Regions from separate parts of the Homo sapiens genome. Here all the other regions are linked to region 3. Evidence: chromatin loops called from intact Hi-C (ENCODE). Cell type or tissue: A673. All regions are shown on one strand. Links, peaks and the distances in the headings refer to the core of each region. The heading gives the core; the rest is flanking DNA. Region 1 overlaps DLG2 (discs large MAGUK scaffold protein 2). Region 2 overlaps DLG2 (discs large MAGUK scaffold protein 2). Region 3 overlaps DLG2 (discs large MAGUK scaffold protein 2).

What was found. A loop is a pair of places that touch in the nucleus more often than their neighbours do. Peaks named below come from ENCODE experiments on the same cell type or tissue, not always from the same donor. Only the 100,000 strongest peaks of a DNase experiment are listed, where the experiment ranks them.
Region 1: it touches region 3 in a loop (8-fold over the local background); 3 of 110 quality-filtered maps call a loop at or near these places.
Region 2: it touches region 3 in a loop (10-fold over the local background); 10 of 110 quality-filtered maps call a loop at or near these places.

The regions. Positions count from the first base shown.
Region 1 is chr11:83,742,561-83,750,975 of GRCh38, reverse strand. All of the region lies in intron 18 of DLG2 (discs large MAGUK scaffold protein 2), which reads left to right. Among named protein-coding and RNA genes, the nearest start is that of DLG2-AS2, 110 kb to the right of the region's middle. In A673, for the core only: no CTCF peak of the experiment used is centred there; DNase peaks (open chromatin) are centred at 1,395, 2,665, 3,565, 3,845 and 2 weaker places; H3K4me3 peaks cover 2,421 bases; H3K27ac peaks cover 4,948 bases.
Region 2 is chr11:83,730,075-83,738,489 of GRCh38, reverse strand. The region is part of intron 18 of DLG2 (discs large MAGUK scaffold protein 2); the gene reads left to right. Among named protein-coding and RNA genes, the nearest start is that of DLG2-AS2, 97 kb to the right of the region's middle. In A673, for the core only: a CTCF peak has its summit at 1,613; DNase peaks (open chromatin) are centred at 1,619, 4,119, 4,229, 4,859 and 2 weaker places; H3K4me3 peaks cover 263 bases; H3K27ac peaks cover 5,000 bases.
Region 3 is chr11:83,812,130-83,820,544 of GRCh38, reverse strand. The region is part of intron 17 of DLG2 (discs large MAGUK scaffold protein 2); the gene reads left to right. It also overlaps the pseudogene LDHAL6DP. Among named protein-coding and RNA genes, the nearest start is that of DLG2-AS2, 180 kb to the right of the region's middle. In A673, for the core only: a CTCF peak has its summit at 3,754 (motif pointing right); DNase peaks (open chromatin) are centred at 3,794 and 4,544; H3K27ac peaks cover 4,837 bases.

The sequences.
Region 1 (8,415 bases), core at 1,112-6,111, 69 kb after region 3:
TTTATCTTGTTTTGCTCACTGTTGAACCTCTAGTGCCTAGTAAAATATCTGATACACGGGGAGTGGTCAATAAATGTTTGTTAAATGCATAAAGAAATAAACTAACTCTGTCTACTCCATATCTGGACTGTAAGTTAGGAGGTCTATAACTCTGGGACAATAAGTCCTAAAGGTACCTTTTAAATTATTATTGAAAAAATAATCATATTTAGTGTGTTCTTTATTTTTTATTCTATATGTTTTGATCAGTGTTGGAAATTTAACTTTTTTGGGGCTCTCAGTTTTCTCTTGAGAAGACTGAAGTACATCAGCAGTTTTCATAGGCAAGCATATTTATTTCATATATCTATAATGTCATGGAACCATTTGTTCAAATGGCACATTATTTGAAATGTCTATATGTAGAACAGATGAAAGTAGAGATGAATGTAGGGTACAGCAAGGAGTAGAGCCTCTCTCTATTGCTTCTATGGCACCTCAGAGTAGAGTCTAAAGGTAACTGAACTGCATAATTATCTAATCGAAAAGTCCTATTATTCTACATTTGGTAATTCTTATCTCAATATTTGATTAACCAGAAGACTCTGCTCTTTAACTATATTGGATTTCAGTGCAATTCAGGTATTCAGAATGTTAAGAAAACATTCCTCATACTTGTCGATAGTATTATACGTGGTCATTAGCCTCAGTCACAGAATAACAACTAAACTGCCAGAGGGACTTCCCATGAACACCACTAGAAAAACCCATATTCTTTATCCTACACGACTTTTAGCCTTAAATCCTAGGGCCAGTGAGCTGCTTCAGATGGGAATCTTGGGGGTTCCTCTTGATGCTTTAACTTAAGAACTAGAGTAAAGACAAGCTTGAGCGTTTTTTCTTGTGACCCCTTTTAGTCTTTGTCCATGAGTTTACCTTAGCATTAATCAGAGTTCCCCCTCCCTAAAAGTGAAAGGTAACATGTATCAAATTAGTTCATAACAACCTGATCCTGAAGAATTATGTTTATTCAATGGCACAGGTGGCTGTAATTAGGGCAGTCTTTTTGATTAGTAACAGCATAATTCTTAGGAAGCAGAGAAAACGCTTCACTTATTTTATCTTATGAGGTCAGGCTTTGTGGCTGTTCTCTCTTTGAAACAAAACTTCAGTGTTTACAAACATACCCATAGGAGACAATTTGAAGGTATCTGCCAATTTTCCCCAGTGTAGGTCCCTACATACACATTTCTAAGAAATAATCTTACTTCGCTGTGCATAGCTAGATGTGAACCAAAAGGAACTCATCAGACCCCCTCAGGATTTGAAATTGCATCTTAGAGATGCATTTCTCTCTGTTAGTGCTTAAACTCAAAGATGGCATACAGCTGGGGTGCAGGCTGGAAATACAGCTGCTGGGTGGGGGCTCTGTGTGCAGAGAAAGTGGGTTGGCAGAGAGAAGGAAGAGGGAAACTGACACAGGAAGAAACAAGAGGAGACAGTATAACCAAGAGAGAGACAAATGGCACAGATCATAACTGAAAAACTCCCTTTATTCCTAGGCCTTGTGGTTGCTGTTTCTAGACTGTTTCAAAGCCAGGATTTGCATCTTTTTCTTGGGTTCCTAGAAATGACCCCTGTATCCTGACAAGGAAATTATCACTTTAGCTTGAGCAGTTTGAATGGACATCTCTTTTATGCAATAAAATTATTTCTGAAGGAGACGCTATCAGGATGAACATCTTCAAAAAGAAAGGCAAAAAGGTTGCCTCTCTGGCAACTGTGACCTGATTCTATGGCTCTCCATGCTAATCATCACTGCCATCTCTCATCTGTGTTGTGCTGCTAGAATTCCAATGTGGTACCTGCACAAGTCTAGAAGGACCTATTGCCTATGATGGTCAACCCACAAAAGCCATATGGGGAGCCATGACCACTAATGAACTACATACTGCAGCTGCCTCAGAGTCAGTCAAAACTGATATAATTGACCAAAATCTATGTAGAATTTTTCCCATAAAATGTTAGAGTATGAAAAATGTTTTAGAGATAAATTGATCTTTTAAAAGAGTACGGAAAATATTATCTTTCATTTATTTCATTTCAAATGGCAAAAAAAGCTTGTAAAATTGCTACTTCTGCTTTTCTGGGAAATGGAGGGGAACAAAGTAGTAGAGATTTCATTTTGGAGCTAAAGTGAAAAATTATCATACATTTCTATTTTCTACCGCCAATATAAATAGTGCACATAAAAGATACCCTTAAACTATATACTAATGGACAAAGATGAGAGTTCCTTTTCTAAATGTAAGCAGGCATTACTGTGAATCAGTTTAAACATTGTCTTCTTAGTGAAGCCTTCCTTGACCCTTCTACCTCAGGCAGAGTCATGTTTCTTTCTGAGCTGAATGGCATTTTGGACATATCCCTGTGATTGTCATGTACTCACTGTAATGACTGTTTATCTCTCTTCTTCACTAAACAGTGAGCATTTTGAGTAGGAAGTGGGACCATTAAACAGGAGGGCTAATACAGTAGAAAAAGCAGGCTTATTAGAGTAAGAGTGGAGTCAGGGAAAGGGAAAGCTTGGCTTTATTTAAACTAGGTTGAACATGAGGTGTCTCTGAAAGTTGCAGATGAAAATGTCCAGTTGATTATATGCATCCTGAGAACAGAATACAGGTCTAATCCACAGTTAGAGATCTGGAACTAGTCAAGGTGTGGTTGATAGTTAGAACTGTAGTAATCAGTGATATCGTCCTGGGAGAACATGTCAAGTGTAAAGGGAAGAAAGCTAAGAACAGAGCCCTCGTGAATATGTATCAAGGGTAGACCATATTTCCTAAAGTGGTATTTTTCAAACCTTGACAGAGTACATACAGAATCTATCTAAAGGAAAGCAGCATTTTATATGATTAAAGATGGGGATTCTCAAGCCAGATTGCCTGTTAAATCCCAACTGTACCACTTACTTGTTGTGTGATCATGGGTTATTAATTTCTATAAGTGCCTCAATCTTCTCCACAGCACAGTGGAGCTAATAACAATACCTATGTCATATGATTATTACAAGGAGTTAGTACTTAATATCTGGTATATAGAAAGCTCTATATGAGTGTTTGTAAAATAAAATTCAAATAAGAAAGGAAAAGAATCCTTGAGTAAACTCAGGTTGGCTTAGAATTTTTGTTTATATTACTTAAATATATAATATATATAAACAGAAACTTCATATGAAACATCTATACTTGCAGCACTAATACAACCATAAAAACTAAATATGCTTATAAAATAAATATAAAGAAAATTCAAAACCGGGTGCGGTGGCTCATGCCTGTAATCCCAACACTTTGGAAGGCCAAGATGTGTGGATAGTTTGAGCCCAGGATGGATCACTTGAGGGTGGATAGCTTGAGCCCAGCAACATGGCGAAACCCCATCTCTACAAAAATACACAAGTAATTAGCAAGGTGTGTTGGCGTCCACCTGTAGTCCCAGCTACTGGAAAGGCTGAGGTGGGAGGATGGCTTGAGCCTGGGAGGCGGTTGCAGTGAGCCAGAATTGTACCACTGCACTCCAGCCTAAGTGACAGAGCCAGACCCTGTCAAAAAAGAGAGAGAGAGAGAGAGACAGGAAGGAAGGCAGGAAGGAAGGCAGGAAGGAAGGCAGGAAGGAAGGAAGGAAGGAAGGAAGGAAGGAAGGAAGGAAGGAAGGAAGGAAGATTTTAAAGCAAATTAAAATCAAACTTACAATATTAATTTAATGTAATTGCTTATGTTATTCTACCAAAACTACATAACAGTTCTCCACATGAAGTATGATACTGGCTGCAGGTAATTTTGAGTTTGATATACTTCTACTTTCATGTGCTATGTTATGACTCACTCCAACCTCCCACCACTTCTCCTCATTTGTATAATATTCCAAGGTACTGTTTAAGGTTATTATATGTCCATCAATTTTCTTTTCTTCTTGGCTCAAGAAAATTAAATCAGTACCATTTGGTATTGACGCATTCATACATACAAAGGTAAGAGATAAGAAATCTTATGGTACTGCTTGGTTTTAGGGCAGGCACCCAGATGATCTAAAATGTGTTTATATTATTGTTCAAGATAATCATGAAAATGCAAACAGAAGCTTAATCTTCTTGTGAAGAACTTATGGACCTTAGTAATATGTCACCTAATTCCAATCTAAGAAATAAAGTTATAAGGAGCTGCTTTGAAAGAAAAACTGAAGGGAGTGTAGTATTACAAACTTTTTTTTTATTATACTTTAAGTTCTAGGGTACATGTGCACAACGTGCAGGTTTGTTACATATGTATACATGTGCCATTTTGGTGTGCTGCACCCAGTAACTCGTCATTTACATTAGGTATATCTCCTAATGCTATCCCTCCCCGCTCCCCCCACCCCACAACAGGCCCTGATGTGTGATGTTCCCCTTCCTGTGTCCATGTGTTCTCATTGTTCAATTCCCACCTATAAGTGAGAACGTGCGGTGTTTGGTTTTTTGTCCTTGCAATGGTTTGCTGAGAATGATGGTTTCCAGCTTCATCCATGTCCCTACAAAGGACATGAACTCATCATTTTTGATGGCTGCATAGTATTCCATGGTGTATATGTGCCACATTTTCCTAATCCAGTCTATCATTGTTGGACATTTGAGTTGGTTCCAAGTCTTTGCTATTGTGAATAGTGCCGCAATAAACATACGTGTGCATATGTCTTTATAGCAGCATGATTTATAATCCTTTGGGTATATACCTAGTAATGGGATGGCTGGGTCAAATGGTATTTCTAGTTCTAGATCCCTGGGGAATCGCCACACTGTCTTCCACAATGGTTGAACTAGTTTATAGTCCCACCAACAGTGTAAAAGTGTTCCTATTTCTCCACATCCTCTCCAGCACCTGTTGTTTCCTGACTTTTTAATGATGGCCATCCTAACTGGTGTGAGATGGTAACTCATTGTGATTTTGATTTGCATTTCTCTGATGAACGTGATGGTGAGCATTTTTTCATGTGTCTGTTGGCTGCATAAATGTCTTCTTTTGAGAAGTGTCTGTTCATATCCTTTGTCCACTTTTTGATGGAGTTGTTTTTTTCTTCTAAATTTGTTTGAGTTCTTTGTAGATTCTGGATATTAGCCCTTTGTCAGATGAGTAGATTGCAAAAATTTTTTTTTTTTTAAGGCAGCGTCTCACTCTGACACCCAGGCTGGAGTGCAGTGGCATGATCTTGGCTCACTGCAACCTCTGCCTCCTGGGTTCAAGCAGTTCTCCTATCTCAGCATCCTGAGTAGCTGGGACTACAGGTGCATGCCACCACGCCAGGCTAATTTTTATATTTTTAGTAGAGACGGGGTTTCACCATATTGGCCAGGCTGGTCTCGAACTCCTGACCTTGTGATCCATCTGCCTCAGCCTCTCAAAGCGCTGGGATTACAGCCACTGTGCTCAGCTACAGGCTTTTAAGAAAGGAAAGACTTGAGTATATTTAATTGTTGAGGGGAAGGAGCTAGGACAGAGGAAGAAGTTGGAGATAAAATGAAAGAGTAAAGGAATAATTGAGAGAGTAAAATCTTGAAAGAGACAGGGAGGTTTTGAAATCAAAAACAGAGGTGGAAGGATTAGAGTAGAACAGAAGAAAGCTAAATCAATGCAATTTTATAAATTTAGTTCAAGGATAGTGTTGCATAGTTTTCTAATTTTTTTCAAACTTTGGCCACTTCTTGCTGTATAAAGAACACAACCAACAAAATTTGTTTTCACAGCATTTGGCCAGGTTTTTATTCTACAGAATGCATCACAAACACTGAGAATATATGAGGGGTTTAAATCCTGTAAAAAGAACCTCAGGATGAGCAGATGAGTTGATCGCGATGCATGGGAACCAATCATGAGTGTCAGTATCCAGAGTTTGAGAACTGAGATTCGTATTTTTGGTTGCTTTCGCTAATTGCTGATGACAGGTATGAGTATTGCAGCATCCTAAGAAGACAGCTGGCTTGGAGCCACGCTGGATTAAACTGCTAAGTATGGAAAGTGAATTATTTTTCCCTCAACATGAAAGGTTCTGGAAATTAATCATTTTACTTCATAACAAAATCTGATGACTACAGGGCAGGTCTGGGCAGCTAACTTAACACAGTTTTAGCTTCTGTGTAGGTAGAATAAAAAACTTCCTGAAACCCTTGTTTATACCAAAGCCTTGTGCCAAGCAGGTGTCCTAGACTCCCAGAAGTGGTGAATCATAAACATTCATGAGGCATTTTCTGTGTCAGTATTTTCAGCTATGAAATTGAAGTGGTAACGGATCCAAACACTAAAAGACTGCTGAGGATTTCCAGAATTCTGAAAGCAGATGATCTCTGGGTGAGGACTAAATTGTCTGTTTTCTAGAACATACTGTAAATCACTCTCTGGTATGTGGCTACGTAAAGTGAATATATGTAAGTGTAGGTCCTTAATAACAAAGGGTGGTGATGTTGACTTTCATATTTAATATGGGAAATGAGTTCACAGATTTGCCAAAAAGCAATACCTTATAATTTATATTCCTATAGTGCAGTACTTGGTTTGTATCTCTGCCCTGTACTTATGTGTAGGACCACAGGTCACCATATGATTTAATCAGAGTGCATATGGGAAATAGAAACTATCCTATGTAGTTTAAGAAGAAAGAAATTTAATTCAGGGAATTAAGTGTTTGTAGTATTGCTGAATAATTGAAGGAGTGGGAATTAGGAGGCAGCTGCTGGATCAAAGTCAAGAACACACTGCAATACTTGAAATCTAGAGAGAAGGGGAAAAGGATTAGAAAGCAGTTATATTATCCACTACCACAGAACTGCCTCTCAACATTCAATTCTGGATAAGCTTGGTTGACAGTAGAAAGATAACAGGAAGATGGTCTCTCTCTTACTTCAGCTTTCACATCCAGTTAGGGCATCTAACCGTGGAAACCCAATTTGCATTGTGAACCCTAGCTGCAAGGGAGTCTGAGAAATGTAGTTTTTCATTTTCCAGCCTCTGTAGTCAGGAAATCCCATAGAAAGAAGTAGGAATAGATGCTGAAGACCCATTGACATACCCAGTACGTAATAAATATAGCCAACCTTTATTGAACATTCACTGCCCTTTACCTGTTTTCATTCGTGTAATCCCCATAGCAACCCTCTGAGGTGCATGCTATTTTTTGTCTACAATTTATAGATGAGAAAACTGAAGCACTGAGAAGATGAAGTAGCCTGTCCATGGCTAGGAGCAGTCACTCATGCCTGTAATCTCCCCACATTGGGAGGATGAGGCAGGCAGATTTCTTGAGCTCAGGAGTTTAAGACCAGCCTGGGCAACATAGTGAAATGCCATCTCTACAGAAAATGCAAAAATTAGCTGGGTGTGTTGGCATGCACCTGTAGTCTCAGCTACTTGGGGGACTGAGGTGGGAGGATCCCTTAAACCCAGGAAGTCGAAATTGTAGTGTGAACTGTGTTTACATCACTGTACTCCAACCTGGGTGACAAAGTGAGACCCTGTCATAAAAAAAAAAAAAAAAAAAATGGCCTGCCCACTGTTATGTACATTGTAAGTGAAAGAGAGAGAAAGAGACAGAGATATAAAGTAGGGTGCTTAGGGCATAGAAAAAGAAGACAATGGATTGAAGAGATATTTCTGCAGTAAAACTGACAGGATTTCATGACCTCTTAGATGCAGGGGTTAGGAAAAAGGAAGAGACAAGGGTGCTAGAAGTTACTGGTTTAGAAGACTATGGAGGGTAGTCCCATTAGCAGAGATGAATAAAACCACCTCTTCTGCTCAGTCAAGCTTCCTTTTAAAACATGAATTGTAGAGCTAAATGTAGGGCCTACCTATGACCTGGCCTAAGAAGATTACCCTAGTCTTGGTTGGATAGATCCATTTCTTTTTAGTCATTATTAATGCAGCCAAAGATAGAATTATTGACTAACATTAAGTTGATGGTTACAGAAACCCACAAAGTCATATTTTACTTTGTTTGTGTTCCTGTGTTGTCTTTCTCACTAGGCTATATGGTACTTTAAAGCAGCAATAGAGATGTCTTCATTTACTTCTAACTTCTGGGTGTCTAATGCCATAACTATATGTTAAATTTAATTGAATGAATTTTATGGTCCAATGGTAGATTAGGGCCAGATAATGAGGAAACTTTAATCTCAAGACAGAAAAATTCTAATTCTAATTCTACTGTAAAAATGACAATATGGACCAGGATGAAAGGTATTTTGGGAAGGTTTGAAATGTAGTGTGTGCCCAGTAAATACTACTGCTTCATTAACATCAGGAGTATCATACAGAAAGTAAGTACATACTGTTAAAACTAGAAGGAATCCAGAGTTGAGCTAATTCAATCCCTTCAAAAGAGGAAATAAAGAGCCAGAGAAGGAGAGTG
Region 2 (8,415 bases), core at 1,235-6,234, 82 kb after region 3:
AATCACAGCCCGCTCAGCTGAGTGTGCTAGACAGGTACATTTCATTTGGACAATAATGCCAGTGGTTTGCTAGTGACTAGTGTGTGTCTTTGGGGAGCAGCCCCCAAAGAGAAGCCTGCCCCTCTTTTTCAACATAAGAACTAGAAAAAAAAAATCTTGGCTGTGTACTGCACATCATATTATCTCCAGAAGCCTAAATTGGTAAATGTCAGCATTACTGTGGACAGTGAGTGGTTGCTGATGTGGGTTTGGGTAAACATTGTAATGGTGGCTGGTTGTAGATAAAGAGCAGCAGTTTATAATTTGTGATGGTGCATGTTTAACTCCCCCTGGAAAACACAGACCCTTGGAATCTGAACTTGTTCTAAACCTCCTTTTCTCACAGAAGGATCAGGAGGAAGAGAATTGGCATCATCACTAACCCTGTTTCATAAGCTATCCAATGCCATCCTCTCATCTCTTAATTGTTTCCCTCTGGGGTTCCTCTCTGAATATGGATCTGAGAGGAGAGGGAGGAGAGCAAGGGGGCACAGGTATTAAAGAGAAGAAGAAGAAAAGAAGATTATGTAAGGCAGCATCACCAAAAGAATAAGTGGAGAAGACAGGAAAATTGCAAGTACAGAAGAAAACCTCAGGAACCAGTTCAACTAACCCTTTTACAGGCACCCACCACCACACTCAGCTAATTTTTTCTATTTTTAGTAGAATTGGGGTTTCACAGTGTTAACCAAGATGGTCTCGATCTCCTGACCTCGTTATCCACCTGCCTTGGCCTCCCAAAGTGCTGGGATTACAGGCGTGAGCCACCACACCCGGCCTATTTATTGTTTCTTAATTATTCATTTAACAATTATCTAGAGTTAACTATGGACCAAGCATATAGTTCTATTTGCTATCCTTTTCCAATCTGTGTTTATAATCGTATGGACTTTGATGTGCCTTGCCACCGAATATATTTGAGATGTGTTTTAAGTAGAAACATATCTTTCAGATTCAGCAGAAATGGAGAAAAAGTATAGCTCCAAGAGAGCATGAAAATGTATGCCATTAATTAAAGCATAATTTTAAAAAATAGAACCAATCAATATGAAAGTTCATTTCTCAACATACTTTATCTTTTTTTGTCTGATTAATTGCTTTTCTCCTCCACTCACTTTTTCTTTATGAGAATGTTTGTTTTCAGTAGGACATTATGAGAATGTAGTGAAAAAGTAATTCTAAAAATAATTCATCTGATAAAAGAGTTGTATTAACTTTATTACAGCTTCACACCTAAAATCTGGGAGGTAAATAATCTTTTGCAGCATCACAGTAGCATCTGTCTTCTAAACCCTTTTGTTCTAAGTCCCATTCCAAACAGGTACAGCTTCCATGGTATGATTTGTTTGCTTTTATCCAAACAGGTGTGGTTTTTGGGGCTCTACAGTGTGGCCTATGGCTTAATTACAAAATGAGATTTTTGTATACATAGTTTATTTCACCTAATAAAATGATACTTGTAGTTGGAATATTTTGCTTTTCAGATTGTGTAGATATCTTGGAATTGTACCACCCACAGTGTCCCAAATTCTGTCATGCACAGATGCTCAGTAAACTGAACACTGCCATCTATAGAGAAGTAATTAGCCAGCATCAGGTTTCATTGGAATCACTTTGCTGCACTCTGATTCACCCTTAAATTATTGTCTTCACTGTGCATTATGAGCTGATCAAAGCTGTTCTTCAAGTTTGGATGCTTTTTTTTTCTTCTTCTTCTTATTCTTTAGGGCAATGCTCTAGAGAAGAAACAGGCACTTTAGAGAGCAACTACATTTTCAAAAATAGATGAAATTAAAACAGAGCAACAAATCATACACACAGTTGATTTCTGTTGCTAGGATGTTTTGGCCTCTGTTTTATTTATTAACCAGCGCTGTCAGCAGAGAAAAATAGGACTTTTGAGACAACCATTGTAAACAATAAAGCCAAATGTCAGTCAAACAAATAAATAGCCAATCTTGCCAAGAAAAGACATTGCAGAATCTCTGTATCTTTCTCTTTTTTTTTTGTATCTAAAAAATGCATTTCAGAACAGGTGCATAAAGTTGCCCTAACTTGGTCAGGCCATCTGGCTAATTAGTATGTATGTTGAGTTCTAGTAATAATAATATTAAAAGCAAACACTTGTGTAATACCCTTTTCCCCTATGAGGACACTGAGAGACAGAGAAGCTAAGTAATCTAATCTGCTCAGGGACACATGACCAATCAGTTTAAGACTTGGGTCTTGAACCTGAGCGGTTTGGCTCAAGTCTTAAAAAATATGCCCTCTTAACAAATATACTATCATGCTCCTCATGTGAAAAGCAAAACCTCAGAGTGGCATAGGCAGAGTTATTAAAATAAAATGATTTAGGTTGAACTGTATGAAAAATGTCAATATTTGACAGTTTGTGACCTAACAGATCTGTAGTTTTATACTGTCCAATCTAATCGCAACTAAAGCAACTAAGCACACATTTATGAGGCCTCTGCTCTGGGTCAGGCCCTGTTTTCTGGATGTTGCTGGAGTTAGTATGATTTGGTGGCAGAGAGTGAATCTGGAGACTGGAATTTTCCAAGTCCCATTGCTAATTTTGATTAGTCAGTTCATTTCCCTGGACCTGTCTTTTCATCTGTTAAATAAGCAGATCTCAAACTTTTCAGACTGTAGTTCACTTAGAAAGGGTGAACCATCTTATGTCTCATTCATTCCAATCACTCTCAATTTCCAGTGGTAAACAGAACCGCTGGTTAGAAAGAATGTGACTATAAAAGCAAAATGTACGTGTGGGAAGAATTATGTTTGCATATGCTTTAGCAATAGGAATACAGATGATTTAAGTGTCCATATGTCTTAAAGCCTAATTATTACAAAATATTAGGCCAAAATATAGTCAGAGTGCAAATTATGTGTCACCAAGAGTTAACAAAATTATCTGCAACAAATAGAAGGGATAATGGTAAACCTAAATTAAATTTATCATTAAAAGTAGGAATAGTAGGATTTAACAACTATGACCAATTAAAGAAAACACTGAGGATTCAGTGGCTTTTTAAAAAGCATCTTGCCCCCAAACTGGGAGGATTCCACCTCTCTGCCTGTGCAGTAGAAGCTGTGTGACCTAGTCTTCCTGGTATAATACCAAATTAAATCCTTAATCAATTTTACTAAAACACTAATTTAAATATCAAATCAATAATCCTTAACAATTCACTCAGTGCTGGTTACATTTTAAAATACGTACCTATGAAATTACAAGTGATTTACCTTAAAAGGCCAAAGAAAAACTTATGTGGCATGATTGTGATGCCCTCACCTTCCATCCTAACCCTCTCTAATCGGCCAATATTAATATCAAATGTTAAAAAAATAATTATATTTATTTTAAAACAGAGGACACACATACACAAAGCCACCACTTATGTCAATACAGTTTAACCCCTACACAAAGGTGACAAGACAAACAGGTGAGTAGAGGCTAATACCTATAACAAGTTCTGCACAATCTGTGTGGGGCGCCTTGTTTGTGTGTGGTGTACGACAAATATGTATAAAATGTGTATTTTATACATATGTGTATATATATAATATTAATGTATATATAACGATACATAGGCACACATAATTAAACAATTGACATAAATGTTTCATGAAATAATACTCTTACTGTGTGCATTATCCTCTGAAGTTTCTATTTTATTTTTTAAAGAAAACTATGGGCTGGGTACAGTGGCTTATGCCTATAATCCCAGCACTTTGGGAGTCCAAGGCAAGAAGATCACATGAGGTCATGAGTTCAAGATGAGCCTAGCCAACGTGGTGAAACCCCATCTCTACTAAAATACAAAAAAATAGCCTGGCATTGTAGCCTGTGCCTGTAGTCCCAGCTACTCGGGAGGCTGAGGAAGAAGAATCGCTTGAACCTGTGAGGCAGAGGTTGCAGTGAGCCAAGATAGTGCCACTGCACTCCAGCCTGGGTGACACAGCAAGGCTACATCTGAAAGAAAGGAAAGAGAGAGAGAGACAGAGAGAGAAAGGAAGGAGGGAGGGAAGGAGGGAGGGAAGGAAGGAAGGAAGGAAGGAAGGAAGGAAGGAAGGAAGGAAGGAAGGAAGGAAGGAAGGAAGGAAGGGAAAATTAGTGATCATAAATTGATTTGATTTCACAATCCACTTTTGGGTTGTGATTTGCAATTTGGAAAGCATACTTTTAAAGAAGGTTACTCAGATATGCCAGATATGAGTTCACCGTGACCTCTATGAATAGTGTGGGCAACAAATGATTGGGTAAAGAAAATGTGATACATATAGAGAGATGTAGAGATATTTCTGTCTATAGATAAATATAGATATGGAATATTAGCCAAAAAAGAATGAAATCATGTCTTTTACAACAATATGGTTGCAACTGGAAGCCATTGTGTTAAGTGAAATAACTTAGAAAGTCAACTACCACATGTTCTCACTGATAAGTAGGAGCTAAATAATGTGTGCATGTGGACATACAGAGTGGAATAGTAGACACTGGAGACTTGGGAGGGTGGGAGGGTAGGAGAGGGATGAGGAATGAGAAATTACTTAATAGGTACAATATTCACTATTTGGGTGATGGTTACACTAAAAGCCCAGACTTCTCCACTTCACAATATATCCATGTAACAAAACTGCACGTGTATCCTCCTAAATCCATTTAAAGCAACAACAACAAAGAAACAAATGAGCAAAGGCACATTTGGAAATTTCTTAGATGAAGGGATTTGAAGTTGATTGCTAGAACTGGGCATAGTTAGCCTGGGCTAGAGACAAGTGATGATTGTAGAGAGGAGGAAGAAGCCAGAAGAGTAAGTCTCAGTCCTCCAATATTTGAGCAGCTACCGAAGTAACAAGACATTAGAGGGACTAAGCATTTCTTCCTGTGGCTCCCAGGGATGGATTTTCACTCATTCAGCCACCTGAGCACTATTTAACACCAGCTACTTGCCAGCTTCTGTGCTAGAGACTGAAAATCAAATACCAAATACATTAGTTAATCTTTATGCAAAGAAACCCTGCTTTTTCAGTGATGTGATAGGTCAACATGCCTGATACGATATGCAGTATGGAGAGATTTTGTTAAGTCCTAGTGAGTGGTTTTATTAGTGACTCACAGAGCTCCTCATTTACCAGGGTTGCCATTTGACTCAATTTCTTTTTCCTTTTCTCTTTCCTTTTTTTTTTTTTTTTTTTTTTTTGAGATGGGGTCTCCCTCCATTGCCCAGGCTGGAGTGCAGTGGCATGATCTCAGCTCCCTGCAACCTCTGCCTCCCAAGTTCAAGTGATTCTCCTGCCTCAGCCTCCCGAGTAGCTGGGATTACGAGCACCCACCACCATGCCCAGTAATTTTTGTATTTTTAGCAGAGATGGGGTTTCACCATGTTGGCCAGGCTGGTCTCGAACTCCTGACCTCAAGTGATCTGCCTGCCTCAGCCTCCGAAAGTGCTGGGATTACAGGCGTGAGCCGTCGCGCCCAGCCATTGAGTCAATTTCTAAATACTTCTGAGTGTTCACTACTGTGCAGAAAGTGGTTCAGTTATGGAGAAGCAGATGTCCTCAGAAGGTGAGCTATGAGCTTTCTACCTCAGCGAAAGTGTTTCCCAGTGCTTCCTTCCCCCATTCCCCTCCCCAGTTGGAGCATGAAACTATGAAAGAGCTTCCATCTGAACTTTAAAGGAGCCATTTTAGAATTCTAGCTTTAGACATTTTTTCTTGAGAAAAATCATTAAGCTTTCCTTTTATTTTAGATTGTTTAATTTGCAGGAAAGCACACATGATAATGAATACATAAATCTTCTCAAATACCCACAAAGCCTGCATAATGAATTCTTGGTTTTATACGCTTTGGGCTCTTACCAATTTCTTTTAAATTCCAAAATAAATCCATTAGAAGTTGTGATCCCCATCATTTCACTACACGGAAAATTCACTGTTAAAGCTTGTTTAGGGTTATCTGTGAGTTTATTATCAACATGTTGAAGTTACAGAAAGACATATTTTGGTTCCATATAAAACTAAATTTCTAAGCATAATAGCTACCTTGGTAGGTATTAAGCTCCCCAACATGAGAGACATTTAAGAATAGTTGAAGGTCACCTGGCATCTGGTTGGAGTAAGGGGAGAATGTTACCCAAAATTACCCTTTAGCTTCCTACCACCCTTGAGATTGTATGTTTTAATTAAATAATTAATTTAATTATTTCTCCAGCCCACAACCGAGTTTTTTCCCTAAAACAGCTTCCTATACGTGCTTTCTGGAATCACATCCAAAAACACAAAATGGCTTTCTCTTTAAATGAACACGTCTTTAACATACTAACTAGATCGAAATTAATCAGTAAGTACATTTCAGTCAGTCTCTTCTGACAATATAGCCATGGCTCAGCAAAATCAAATTATTAGTAATAATAATTATGAATAATACCAAATAGTAACAAAGCACTAGTAACATTGACAATTGTTCTTAAGTTGCTAACATTTATTTAAATGACTATTGTGTGGCAAATGCTGTACTAAGTGCTTTAAAGGTACTAATTTAATGATAACCCTTTCTGGTGGTATAGCTCTTATTTTCATTTAACAGATAAGAAAACTGAGGCAGGCAGCCAGAATGGAGATTATCAAAAAGTCAAGAAACAATAGATGCTGGCGAGGCTGTGGAGAAATAGGAATGCTTTTACACTGTTGGTGGGAATGTCAATTATTTCAACCATTGTGGAAGACAGTGTGGTGATTTCTCAAGGATCTAGAACCAGAAATATCATTTGACCCAGCAATCCCATTACTGAGTATATACCCAAAGGAATATAAATCATTCTACTGCAAAGACATATGCACATGTGTGTTTATTGCATCACTATTTCCAATAGCAAAGACATGGGACCAACCCAGATGCCTATCTATGATAGACTGGATAAAGAAATGTGGTACGTATACACCATGGAATACTATGCACCCATAAAAAAGGAATGAAATCATGTTCTTTGCAGGGACATGGATGAAGCTGGAAGCCACCATCCTCAGCAAACTAACACAGGAACAGAAAATTAAACACTACGTGTTCTCACTCATAAGTGGGACCTATACAACAAGAACACATGGACACAGGGAGGGGAACAACACACACCAGGGCCAGTCAGGGGCTGGGGGGAGAGGGGAGGGAGAGCATTAGGACAAATAGCTAATGCATGAGGGGCTTAAAACCTAGATGATGGGTTGCTAGGTACAGCAAAACACCATGGCACATGTATACCTATGTAGCAAACCTTCACATTCTGCACTTGTTTCTCTGAACTTACAAAAGAAAAAAAGAAAGAGAACTGAGGTAGGGAAATTACATAACGCAGAGGGCCACTTGGAAATAGCAGAACCAGGACTTAATGCCGATGAGTATACTAACTCAACAGAATAAACTCATAACCACTAGCCTATCTATAAAATGAGCTTTATTTAGATGTTTTTGACCCTTGCTAATTTCTGTTTCATCATCTAAAATTTAGGGACCTAGTAAGGCCCCCTTATTGGAAATAATCATGCTGAGAAAGGAAGAATGACCCCTATAGGTTCTTAGTTGGAACAGACCCCTGGTTTCATATACACATGGGCGACAACCAGGGCATGAGTAATTCTCAAAGAAGTGACTTTGAAATTCAGCTTATGTAACATCTTCAACGAGAAACAGCAAATTTTTAGAGAAGTGACAAGATGAAGGAAAAGGACTTTGAGTCTCTTCAGGCACAGCGAGCAGTTTGTAGGAAGCCAAATAAATGGCAGATAAAGGCTACTTAGTAAAGCTTGTTAATGTAGATTCTCCTGGTACCATGACCAGGCTGATGAGGGTCCAAAGTTGTGTTCAGTGGTTAACCTTTGCTCTCCCTGGTAGAAAAGCAGGGATGGGGGGAGAATACCTTTGTCTTTGTAAATCTATGTGCTGCTTTTAGGAAAATGGAGGGCAGAGAGTTTTCCCACATCTGCTTCTTCTTGATTGTCTTTAGCTCAGTAATTCTTTATATTTTGGGGAGGCATATTCCGGTCTCCCACAATCATATACATTATAGCTTAAGTATATGTTCTTAAAATTTGAAATATTGTATTATAAATTTTCAACAAGTGGAAATGGTTAAGTAATTTACAAGGTATCTACTCAGTGAAATTTTAAGGAGTTATTAAAATGTTTCTGACAAAGAGGTATTAACAGGAAAATGTGTGCAATTATAGCAGATGAAACAGTAAAGTGAACATTTTTTTGATATAGTGTGACCTTAACATTGTAAAAAAAAAAAAAAAAAAAAACCATAAAAAAACACCTAGAAGGAAATGACAAATATACTCACAATGATTGACCCTGAGTAGCAATATCTATTT
Region 3 (8,415 bases), core at 1,378-6,377:
CTGGACTTTTCAGCCTGAACCATAGTTTACCTTGTTACATATGAAATGCTTAGGTATCGTCATTCTAATAATGTGGCTGATAGCATTGATAATAATTGGTTGTTTCTGAATAGTACTTTTGATTTATGGAGCAATTTAAAATTTTTATTCTTATGGCAACCTTGAGACAGGCAGGGGATGGTATTATTATAATAACAACTTTTTATGAAGAAACCAAGCCTCAGAGATGCTTAGTAGAGAATACAAAGTGATAATGTTAGATGGAAACCTGACTATTTAGCTGCTCTTTTCTTATACTTTTTTTCAGTTATTTTCATAAACTGGCCTATGAACCTATTGTTCCCGTAAGACAATAAATAATATGTAGTGACTGGGATTATTTCCTAAAAATCCACAAGATGGCAGTAAAAGATTTTGCATTGAACTGGAGACACTAGTGGAATGTGGCCTTTTGCCCAGTTTTCATACTAGTGATTGTATTTGATCACAGTATTAAAACTGGTTATCATAATGATAGCTTTTTAAAATATAACTCAATGAATTCAAGTGGAATTCAAACCTGAAAGTAACATTTGTGACTTTGTTTATTATTATTATTATTATTGTGAGGGTCCTGTATTTAAACATAAGAAACCACTAGGAATCAGCTGGGAGCTCTGATAGCCAAGATTTCTTGAGAAAGCTCAAAATGAGAAATGTTACTCCTTCTTCAACGTTGGACTGACCTATAATTCTCCTGCTTGAAGGGGAGAAATAGAGGGGTCAGGAAAAGGTCAATAGTTAATCTTCCTTATAATTTGATTTCTTGTTATTTCTCTATGTTCAGAATCTTTCCTGGAGGGAAACTTTCCTGATGGACCAATGTTGCTGTAAAACATATTCCAGGAACATTTATTGCCTATATCTCTCAGGTTTTGTGTGTAACATAAACTATACTAAGCTATGGGTAGTTTTTCATGTACTTTTATTATTCTACTCTCAGATTTATGATAGAATTAAGAAGAATGAAGACTATATTTTTCTTTTCTTTTTCTTTTCTTTTTCTTTTCTTCTTTTTTTTTTTTTTTTTTTTTTTGAGATAGAGTCTTGCTCTGTCTCCCAGGCTGGAGTATAGTGGCATGATCTTGGATCACTGCAACCTCAGCCTCCCAGGTCCAAGCAATTCTCCTGCCTCAGCCTCCCAGTTAGCTGGGGTTACAGGCATGTACCACAATGCCCAGCTAGTTTTTGTATTTTCAGTAGAGATGGGGTTTCACCATGTTGGCCAGGCTGGTCTCGAACTCCTGACCTCAGGTGATCCACCTGCCTCAGCCTCCCAAAGTGCTGGGATTACAGGTGTGAGCCACTACACCTGGCCTACATTTTTCTTTCATTTGGCGGAGGGTCTGCCTCCATGCTGAGCGGGAACTCCCTTTGTTGATGGGGCTCGTGATCATCATCAGGCACATATAGACCTGAGTCAGTAGACTCTGTAATTGAGAACATCAGAAAAAATCACACTGTTTCTGTTTCTAACATAAAGGCAAGCAAGTGTTCCTTAGCATCTCCTTTGTGTGTAGCAGACAGGACTTATGCCTCAAAAAGATGGCAGTGGATTTGCATAAACATGTAAAAACTTAAAAATGAACGTCAGGTATCTCTGGTTTTAAAGTCCTTTGGGCAGTCTCTTATGCTACCCAAATTTATCTTTCCCCTTTTCCTGACTTTTCTTCTCTAATGTCTTTTTACGTTCATATTCATAGTCATTTCTTATGACAAAGAGTACAACCTTAATTTTTGCTTGCTTGTCAGAGATTCTCTTTTCACCTTGGGTGGCTCACCATCTTTCCCTGAAGGAAAAAATATATATAGCTTTCATACCCTTACTAACATAGATTTAAACCTCCTGTCAGGAAATAAGATATTCCACTCCATTCCTCTGTTTATTCATGTATCCTCTCATCCCTGTCTACAACGAACTTGATAGGGGCTTCTGTGTTTATGTCACCTTGCTATGTGGAATGTAATGATGACTAAGCCATGTGTCATGTCCTTGGGATGCTTATAGTCTAACAGAAGTAATAAGCAGGTCCACCCCGAATTATACTATAAGAAAAGTACAGTGAGGCAAGGGAGTTCCATAGAAAAGGCAAAACCTCACCAGGTATTCTGAGGAGGATTCATGTTTTCCTTGGTAATGGAAAGACCTTCCCAGATCCTCACTGCAAGTCTAAGATAAACGATTTTTTCATCAGGCCACAAAGGAAGAACATGAAGTCCAATGCAGAAGTTTTGAAAAGCAGGAGTGCTCAAGAATTATCAACAGCCCAGACCAACAAGACACCAGATGCAGGAGACTATTTGGCCTCTGAATAAACGGGATGAGGAGTTTAAGCACTGGGCTAGGCTAGGAAAAGCAAATAGCTCCCAGGAGCAACAATTCAGTTACTCAGGACAACCTGAACAAACTCCTGATCTTCTCACTCCTCTGTAAAGTGAAAAGACGGAGACTCAGGATCTTTAAAGGCCCTTCCAGCTCCAATATGCTAGGAATGTATGTGTTTGAGAGAACTTTGTGTGATAAAAAGGATGCACTGAAGGGTTTTTGAACAATTAATTTTTTATTAGTTATGACTAAACGTATGTTAGTTATGAATAAAGACTTCCCTTTATTTTATTTATTTATTTTTTAATTAGAGACAGGGTCTCACTGCTGCTAGATTGTGCAGTAGCACAATCATAGCTCACTAAACCTTTGAGCTCCTGGGCTCACGCAATCCTCTCACCTCAACTTCTCAAATAGCTAGGACTATGAACATGCATCACCATACACAGCTAATTTTTAAAATATTTCTAAGATACTGGGTCTCACCATGTTGCCCAGGCTGTTTTTCAACTCTTGGCCTCAAGCAGTCCTCCCACCTCAGCCTCTCAAAGCACTGGGATCACAGGTGTGAACCACCTCACCCAGCCTAAGACTTCCCTTTAAATAATAAAAGTTTTAAAATCAGAAATTAAAATTAAAGGCATACATTCATACTTTTTTCAGAGTCCATTGGTTATAACTTAACCATCCAAATAAAGTCTCAATTCCTCGATATAGCTTCTCTTAACTTGTCCAGCCATATCTCTAAAAGTCAGTCTTTTCTCTGTCATGTAACTATATCTGACATTGTATCCTCTCCTGAAAACTTTCCCCACCCCACCTTCTTCTGAATAACTCTTCTATTCTATTCATCCTTCAAATCTTAGATTGTTATATTCTCTAAATGCCTTCTCTTGCCATTCCCACTTCACCTTCCAAAAACACACAGAAGCACCTCCAAGTTAGGTACCCCTCTTAATGTGCTTTGTATATCCCATACTCTTCCTATGACAGCACTTACCATGTTAATTTTTAAAGACATGTTTAGTACTCCATTTTCCTTACTCTATTGTAAGCCAGGACAATGCTTGTCTTGTTTACCTGACATATAATATATCTTATAAATATATAATGAATGAATGAAGCTAGATTACTATTTTAAGTCAGTAGATTCTGAGTAAAGATCTAGTAAAATAAATGCATGGCCAACAATGCATGGGCAGTATACACCTGTATTGCGCAGGACACAATGTTAGGTACTGTCCCTATAGGCTGATTATTTAAAGGTTTCCAGCTGACAGGAATGTGTGTAACCTAACCAAACTTGAAGAATATTTATAAGATATTGTGTCTGACATCTCAAAAATCAAAATGAGAAACAAACAAAATGTAGTTATATCTTTTGTATAGCAACCACTAGAGGGCAATGAAAGCAAACGTTGAACATCCTTTGGGGGAAAGGAATTGTAAAATGTTTTCTGATTGAAATCTGGGCATATAATCTTATGTTTGGGATAGTTATAGGACCTGTAGGCTGTGGTTTCTGTGATTATGGGTTTAGTAGTTATAATTACCTTTCTAGTGTGGAATTCAAACCTAGATTCTCTGTGATAATAACATCACCTTACACTGCATGTATTATCTCATATGAACCTCCTGTAGCACTACCAGGGAATATACTATTTTCCCATTTTCCAGTGAAAAAAAACTGAGGTTCAGAGGCATTAAGCTAGTAAGTAGCCATAAGGTAGCAAAATATTGACACAAATCCTATAAATACTTATTAACTACTTACATTTACCAGGCATACAAAATTCTCTGCTAAGACAGACAGTCTGGGAAAATACAGGTTCCAAAATTAATTGTACCAGTTTAGAATGGAGACATATGGCAACAGCTCCTTAAAAGAAGATCTTGTGGTTTTAGGTAGCCATCTGATGATGCTGCCAATAGGCTAATAGGCTGGAGCCTATTTACGGAAATGTAGTCCTGGAATGTGGGAAGGAGACATCCTTCTGTCTCCACACTGGTTAGACTCTATCTAAGCTATATGTTCCACTCTAGTTGCTGCATTTTTATAAAGATATCAAGAAGCCACAGAATAGGATTAAGGTTCCTGGACATGATATATTAGAGGGTGAAGGGCAAAGTGAAATGTCCCAAAGAAGGAGAGAGAAAGAGAGGGAATTAGACACAGTGATGCTTAAGCTATAGGCTCAGGAGCCAGAGTGGGTCCGACTTGGCATACCTACTAAAAACAGGAAATGAGTAATTCCAGAGATCTGGGTTGGCCTCTTATCCATGTCAGATATTGAAGAGAATACTTGTTTGTATTCTCCAGGATTCACACAGAGCTAAAGAAGAAGCCTTTTTACTGCTTTAATCTGAGCAGACATCAGAAGCACTTTCCAGAGGCCCCCATGAGGCCTGTGTGCAGGGAGCTAAGCATGGCCTTGCTTGGTAACTGCAATAGCTGAAGTAAAGTGAAAGGCACTGAACATTCAAACAGGTTCTTTCGGCTTGCCCCAGCAAGCTCAACCTGCAGCTTGCCCACCACTTTCTTCCATTCTCTGCTCCATCCACCTCTTGTGTGTGTATCCCCAAGGTGGGCTGCAGGAGTTCTGTGGTCCAGCTGGAGCGTAGGCACTATGGGAGTAAATTTTCTTGGCCCCAGGATAAATCTGTGTCACCAACAGAGAACGCACATCACAGGGTCAGCTGGCCCTTAACCAACCTTCCCACCTCTGGTTACGTGATGGTAACTATCCAGAATGAATTTATTGAGAATTTTGCTTCAGAGGAGGTTATTCACCACAGTAAGGTCTCCATTATAAGAACTGGATCAGTTAGCATGGCCCGTGCAATCACCATGTTATTAAAAGACTTGAGGGATGAAGTTGCCTTTGTAGCTGTTGATAATGGTGAATTGAAGGGTGTGAGACAATGGATCTTAAACATGGCAGTCTTTTCCTAAAACTGCCAGATAGTGCTTCCAGCAAAGATTATCTCATCTCTGCAAACTCCAACCTAGTGATTATCACATCAGGTGCATGCCAGGAAAAAGGTGAAACACTTTAATTTAGTCAGTCTAAATGTGGCCATCGTTAAATTAATGATGTCTAATATTACTCAATATAGTCCTGCTGCAAATTGATAGTTTCCAGTCCAGTGGATATCTTAATTTATGTAGCTTAGAAATTGAGTACATTTTTCAAAACCCATATTATTGGAAATGGCTGTAATCTGGACACTGCCCATTTCCATTTCTTGACTGTGCAAGTGCTTGGAATCCACTCTGGAAGCTGCCATGGGTGGATCTTTGGAGAGCATGGGGACTCAAGTGTTCCTGTGTGGAGTGGAGTGAACATTGCTGGTGTCCCTCTGAAGGATCTAAACTCAGATAAAGGAATTGATCAAGATCTAGAGCAAGGGGGAAAATGTCCACAAAGAAGTGATTGCCAGTGCTTATGAAATTATGAAAATGAAAGGTTATACTTCTTGGGCCATTGGCCCATCTGTAACAGATTGAACAGAAAGCATTTTAGAGAATCCTAGGAGAGCGCATTCAGTTTCCACATAATTAAGGGCCTCTATGGAATGAATGATGTATTCTTCAGTGTTCCTCGTATCTGAGAGAGAATGGTCTTGCAGACCTTACACAGGTAAAGCTGACCCTTGAAGATGTGGCCCATTTGTAAAGGAGCACAGAAACACTTTGGGAATTCAGAAGAAGCTCAAGCTTTAAAGTTGTGTAAAGCTATCATTCTGAAATTATAGAAGAAGAGAAATAGCAGTTTTGGGATTATATATAAACCTTTTGAATAAACTTGAATTCCTAAAAATAGGAAATAGGAAAGGGAGTAGAGTAACGGCCCTGTTTATTTAGCCTCTATCGCTTTTATTATTAGCATCCAGATGCTGAATGATACTTATTTTTTACAATTCCTAAGCGATTGCATCAAAGAAGGTGTTTTTGATACGTCTGATGTGCCAGTACTTGCCTTGTATGTATATGCACTTGCCATTTGGTCCAAAAGAATGTATGATCTAGGTGTTTATTGTTTTATAGAAATCCTGATTCTTTTAAATACGTTCTAATATTTTTTTGGTCTGATGGGCTTATATTATACTCATTTACATACTCTTTTTAGAAGTCATTACTTTCTCTACAATGTAAAAATAAAAGTGCACATAAAGAAAAAAAAGTGAGTCTGCATCCTGACTCTGTTGTTTGTAATTGTGAATTTCGGCAATTTATTTAACTTCTCTGTGCCTCAGTTTTCTTATCAATAAAATGATGACTGTGTCTACGTATAGGGCTGTTATGAGGAGAAATTGATAATACATGTGGTGTTTAGTGTAACATTTCGCACCTGGAAGGATTTGATAAATGTTGGCTGTTATTTTTGTTGTTGTTGCTGCTGCTGCTGTTGTTTTTGTTGATAAAGCACTTGCAAGACCATTCTGCAGAAATGAAGGTAGACTTATTTGTGTTGCCCTAGAAAATGCCATTAGAACCAAAAGAGGCATCATCTAAAAGCAAGAGTTCGTAACAGGTTTAGTTTTAAATACTAAACCATGTATCGCCTAACTGATCTTGAACAAGTCACTCAACCTTACTCAGTCTCCATTTTCTGATGTTACTGAGGACTTAATGTGTCTGTTCACTGTGCTAAGCACTGTGGGTGGAGTGAAAAGGCCTTGTGTCACTGCATTGTAGTTACTCAAGCAGGAGCCAGCTGACCATCTGCAGGCATTTAGAGGGCTTGGGAGAAAGCATTCCTGCAAAGGATGGAATTTTTTTATCAAATCTCAGAGGATCCTATAAACAATCTTTGTTTCTGCTCTTGAAAATGTTGGAAATGAAATTTGTTCTCACTTTGAAATTGTCTTCCTCTGATACGGCACGAGGCTGGTCCTCAAATGGACTTGCATTCAAAAGTATTTCCCTTGAAGTAGTACCTGCCTTTTGAGGGTAACTGGATTCCTTTATTTCTCAAAGGTTAAGAAGATGAAAAAGTATGGCTTTGGAACCAGCAAGAGGCTTGAACCCTGCTTTACTATCAACTAGATGTGCAAACTTTGGACAAGTACTTAGCTTCCCCAAACTGAGTCTTCTTATTTATAAAATGGAGCCAATGACTCCTGCTTCAAAGGATTGTTATGGGGGTTAAATGTGCCAAGGGGTATAGAGCACCCATCATGGTGCCTGACACAAAGCAAGTGGTCCTGCCTTCTTTGACAGTGCCACCAACAGTCCCAGTGCTCAAGGCTCTAAGAATGAGCTTCAACTCTAAGAGGAATGGGCATTGGCCTTCTGGTCATCATCCCATCTCCTCAACTCTGTAACATTGTGCAACTCCTGCCAGATAAAAGCTGACCTCAAGTACATTTCCCACAATTCTGGTCCCTCCTCACACTCTATGGTACCTAGGGGTCTAGTGTCCTCATGCTCTTTCTTGTCTGTCCTTCAGTGAAAGAAATCAGATGAAGGAGTTCACACTGAGGTTGAATGTTAGGAAACAGGCAAAGCATTATTTTAACTAACTATATCGAGATTTTCACAGTATATCTACTAAGTTTAAGACCAAAACAGTGAATCTCAAATGGTGGGATTATAGGATTCCCAGTAAACCTTATGAGGAAAGAATTTCAGAAACATCATAAGTGCTTCATAGGATTATTCATTTATACATCTCAAAAATGGCTACATAAGGCTGTGATCTTCTTCATACCAAACCCAAGTCTTATTTTTATTGATTTCAGTACATGACATGACACAGCCCCTGGCACATTGTAGATGTTCAATAAATGTGGACTAGATAGTCTTGAGGCCATATCAGATGGACAAATATATTTCTTAGCCCATCTATTACTGTTAAACACAACCACAAACCATCTATAAAACACTTGGGATGGGAGAGTTGGAAGACATAGAAGTATTTTGCTTTAGTGTTAAGGATAGAGGAAATAACAGTTCTTCTAGAAAATGCCCTGTAACTGGGGAGAATTTCATAGGAGAAGTAGGATTTGAATTGAGCTTCCCAAGGCAAGGGTGGCAGCATGACATG